2 separate regions of the Homo sapiens genome follow, and region 2 is linked to region 1. Evidence: read pairs that join two places in POLR2A ChIA-PET (ENCODE). Cell type or tissue: MCF 10A. All regions are shown on one strand.

Evidence for each region. ChIA-PET counts read pairs that join two places held together with the same protein. Peaks named below come from ENCODE experiments on the same cell type or tissue, not always from the same donor. Only the 100,000 strongest peaks of a DNase experiment are listed, where the experiment ranks them.
Region 2: POLR2A ChIA-PET joins it to region 1 with 5 read pairs; 6 of 35 experiments call an interaction of 5 or more read pairs at or near these places.

What each region holds. Positions count from the first base shown.
Region 1 is chr12:96,093,087-96,095,586 of GRCh38, reverse strand. No RefSeq gene overlaps it. Among named protein-coding and RNA genes, the nearest start is that of TRD-GTC2-8, 58 kb to the right of the region's middle. In MCF 10A, no CTCF peak of the experiment used is centred here; DNase peaks (open chromatin) are centred at 1,166 and 1,796.
Region 2 is chr12:96,180,048-96,182,547 of GRCh38, reverse strand. No RefSeq gene overlaps it. Among named protein-coding and RNA genes, the nearest start is that of LINC02452, 8.8 kb to the right of the region's middle. In MCF 10A, no CTCF peak of the experiment used is centred here; no DNase peak of the experiment used is centred here.

The DNA.
Region 1 (2,500 bases):
AGCCAAAAGAAATCCTTGCCTAAACCCAGAACAGTTATTCTAATAATTTTATGGTTGTACATAAGGATACACTTTCATGCCGTCATGATTTGAATCACTCAGAGAATGAGAGGCAGAGAGTCATCATTCATTCCATAGATAGTTATCAAACATGTCCTAAGTGGGTCACAGAGTTGATCAAGACACCATACCATGCTCACTGACCCCAGAAGGCTTAGAGTCTAGCTGGAATCCTACATGTCAAACAGGCTGGTCCTTGCTGGCCTCAGCTTCTGGCCTGATGAACTCCTTTACATAATGCTCTGTATCAGACCTATGAAAGTTCCTGGTGCCTAAAATAGTTCCTGGCATATAGTTTATAGTTTGGTGTCCAGTAAATTCTGGTGTTTTCCCCAAACCAACTCTACCTATAGGCTTTCCATTTCAGTTGATGGTATCTACATCCTTCAATGCTCAGGTCAAAAATATGGAGTCATTCTCAACACCTCTCTTTCTCTCACACCCTACAAATCTTTTTCAGAAAACCTTATAGCTCCCGCCTTCTGAAATATATCACAGAATCAGACCACTTTTCACTCCTCCACTGCCACCTCCATCTTTCGCCATTAGTGCCGCAGCCTCCTACCTGGTCTCCAGGCTTCTCCCCTGGCCCCTGCATTCTGTTCTCCATACGGCAGGCATGAAGAGCTGTTTAAATCCTAAGTCTGACCCCACCACTCCTCTGCTCAACTCTACTCAAACAACTCAGCTTAAAGAGTGAAATTTAGAGTTCTCACAATGACCTTTATGGTCCCTCTCTGGAGTCTCAGCTTTGTTAGATGCAAGTTAGCAGCTGTTAGTAGCAACATGGTATAACACCGCCTTTGCAATCCAGAATTGGAATTCAGAGATAATATGACCTCCCTCCATGCACAATTTTTAAGAGTCATATCTAAAATACAAAGCAGAAATAAAAAGAAAGCCCACAATAAGAGATGCATTTTAATATGTAAACATTCAGGCACAACTACAGTAGAAGACAAAAACATCTCCGTGAATTTCACAAACACCCACTATCAGATGGCACCACCCCATTGAAAACCACTGCCCTTTACCATCTGGGCTGGCTTCCTCTCTCTAAACTAAACACCAGCCCTCAGGCAGTTCACTCACTCTGCTCCAGCCACACCTGCTTCCCTGCTGTTTTGGACCAGTAAGTCACCTTCCTGTCTGGAGTCTTTGCAATTGCAGGATTCCCTCAGGGAGCCACGTGGCTCACTCCCTCCGCCTTCAGGTCTTTGCTCAAACATTCTTTTCTCAGAGAAGCCTTCCCTGACCACTCTCTTTAAAATAACGACCTTCCTCTCCCCAGACAGCACTCCTTCTCACCTCTCCCTGCTTATTTTTCTCCATACGCTTATTGTCTGACATACTAGATATTTTATTTATGATGTTGTCTGTGTCCACTCCATGAGGTCACTGATTTTTCCTGTTTGTCTTCTACTATATCCCTATTATGTAAATGAGTGCTTGGCACAAGGTGAGCGTTCAATAAATATTTGTTGAATGAATGAAAACAGTGAACAAGGGATATGTATTGAGTGACTGACTGAATGAATTGCTACAGACACCCAGCAATCATGGCATTAGTCCTGAACGCCTGGCCTCTGCTCCTCTGTACCTCACTCCTTGCCAAACTTGTTCTGTCCCACATGCTTGTTGCTTTCCACTGTATACATTCTTCATTTCCCAATTTGAAGCTCGACCTGGCTTCTTCCAACCTTGACTTCACATTATGAATTTTGTCTCACCCCCAGGCATGATGAAATTGTGACAGCTTCCTAGCAACACCCAACTTGACCTCCTTCCTGCCTTCTATCCTGTGTCCCTCCCCTCCCCGCTTTTCAACACTCCATAGCTTTATCCACATATGTACTTGCTCTAATATGCCTGTCAAAATCCTACTGGTTCTTCAAGGATAGATTCAAATGCCCCCTCCTTGCTCAATGAAGCCTGATCCACCATCCCGAAGTCAGTCTCATACCTCTAAGGCCTTTTAAGTATTTGTAACTCTTATGGCCCTCATCACAGCCTTTGCTGTATAAAATCTTGGTTTGCTTATCTTATCCCTTCTGCTGGAGTTTAAATTGTTTAAAGGCAGGGAGTAAGTCTTACTTATTTCTTGCGTTTCCCATGGTATATGAAACATGGTCAATAAGTATTAAATAAGATAGTTTCTATAAACTTCTTAGTACAGTTCTTGGCATATAGCGAATGTTCAATCCATACTGGCTGCTAATACCAGTTCACACACAAGGAAGGCAGAGTCAGTTCCACTCCAGATGAGAGCTATACCGTGTGATTTTAGCTAGGTGACTTTGAGAGCCCGTGACATGTCTAGGTCCTTACTTTTCACTGCCTGTGCCTCTTCCTATCTGTAGCAGGTTCCCCATGTTTCCTGGACCCACCTGAGTGCCCCTGAAGCTGTGGGCAGTTCCTGGCACAGGCAGACTGATGGCTT
Region 2 (2,500 bases), 87 kb before region 1:
TGTCACCGAGGGAAGCCTGATTTGACTGATGGCCCGTGGATAGCATCACCTTGGTGACAGTCTGAGCCCTAGCTTACTGGTTCAGAAAGTTGAATGGACCAGTACCTCTGAGCATGGTCACTTGGCCTTGGGCCTTACCACACAAGGCCTCTTATTTATCTCTGAAGCCGTCTCCAAATGGTCTCGTTCATGCAGTTACAGAGATTGCCTGGCAAGATTGAAAGTAGAAGGCAAGCTGGGTTTGGTGGTTCATGCCTGTAATCCCAGCATTTTGGGATGCTGAGGCTTGCTTAAGCCTAGATGAGGACCAGCCTGGGCAGCATAGCAAGATTCATCTCTACAAAAAACAAAAAACTAACCAGGCATGGTGGTGCATGCCTGTAGTCTCAGCTACTCGGGAGCCTGAGGGAGTATCTATCTGGGAGGATCGCTTCAGCTTGGGGTGTGAAGGCTGCAGTGAGCTGTGATCATGCCACAGAAAAAAATAATAAAATAAATAAATTTAAATAAGACTATTACTAGAAGGCTTTCATCACACATCTTTAAACTTACATACCATCCTCCAATCACACTGCTTGAAATTCACTAATATTTTTGTAGGTCCTGCAATTATATTGTCACTAGCACAATAATATCACATTGCATTTTGCATGTTAAATGCATCCATTGGTTCAAGATAAACACTGAAAATACATCACAAATTTTAAAACCATCTTTTAGCACTTGTTCAATTTTTGATATACACCAAACACGGCAGAGACCTGAGCCTTTCTCAACTTTGAGAAGGCCCACCCAAGGAAGACCAGATTCTTGGTGACACAGTTTTCTTTCTTTTTTATTTTTTTGAGACAGAGTCTCACTCTGTCACCAGGCTGGATTGCAGTGGCTCAATCTCAGCTCCCTGCAACTTCCAACTCCCTGGTTCAAGCGATTCTCCTGCCTCAGCCTCCTGAATAGCTGGGATTACAGGCACGCTTCACCACACCCAGCTAATTTTTGTATTTTTAGTAGAGACGGGGTTTCACCATGTTGGCCAGGATGGTCTTGATCTCCTGATCTCGTGATCCACCAGCCTTGGCCTCCCAAAGTGCTGAGATTACAGGTGTGAGCCACCGCGCCCAGCCAGTGACACAATTTTCTTAGAACATCTGCAAGTGAATTCACTCCGGAGTAAAAGGAAAACGTTTCTTTCTCAAAGTGACTGAAATGCCTGCAGCTCCTGTCCTGTTCAGAGGATCCTCCAAGGTAACCAGGAACCCAGCCTAACCTTGGAGAATTTGTTCCTTCATGATTGACATGGTTTGTCTGTGTCCCCACCCAAATCTCATCTTGAATTGTAGTTCTCATAATTCCCACATGTTATGGGAGGAACCAGGTGGGAGATAATTGAATCATGGAAGCGATTTTCCCCATGCTGTTCTCGTGGTAATGTATAAGTCTCATGAGATCTGACGGTCTTATAAGGGGAAACCCCTTTCACTTGGCTCTCATTTTCTCTTGCCTGCTGCCATGTAAGATGTGCCTTTCACCTTCTGCCATGATTCTGAGGCCTCTTCAGCCACGTGGAACTGTGAGTCCATTAAATCTCTTTTTCTTTATCATTTACCCAGTCTCAGGTATGTCTTTATCAGCAGCATGAAAATGGACTAATACAATGATCAACAATGAAAGCACCTTGAGGTGAGCATCTTAAGGGCTGTTTCTTTCAGACTATAATGAGGCTTAATGAACCAACCGGTCCTGCCCCATCTGAGAGGGTCCTCTCTGAAAAGCAGAAAGCTCCCACCCCCCATTTTTCATTCTGTCGGACAATTAAGCCGAAGATGGCCTTTCTCTTTGTCCTTCTTTCCTGACCATGCCTATTCTATCCAAATGTTCTTTCTTCAGAAATTAAACTCCAGTGAAGTAGCTATTCCAGGAGACCTAAAAGGCATCTGTTTTTTCCCATCACATACAGACTCAATTTGTTTAATTTCATTTTCAGAGAGAAAACTTGCTTCCAAGCCCCCAGGTTGAACCTCCCTGTAGGCTCCACATACAACCAACATGACGTGGTACAAAATAGACACCATGCCTGACTTTGAGTTTACCAAACTAACATGGAAACAAGAAATCTGCCTTAAACATATAATTTGGAGCAGAGTGGTATGATGAAGAGAAGCACAGATTCACTATCTTAGGCTCTTGTTCAAACCCTGCCGTGTGATTTTGGGAAAAACACTTCACCTACTCTCTTGAAAATAGTAGGCCCGAGGCAAGGGGTGGTTCAGAAAATCTCTCATGACTGAAACCCATTCACTTATTCATTCATGCATTCATCACATATTGCCTTAGCACCTACTATGTGTAAGGGACCGTGCCACAGGCAAGATTAGTAGACATGAATCTTGCCTTCAAGGAACTGCTAATCTATAGCTTTCAGATATAAAATGTCATGATTCAAAATATGATGATAGGCTGGGCACGGTGGCTCACACCTGTAATGCCAGCACTTTGGGAG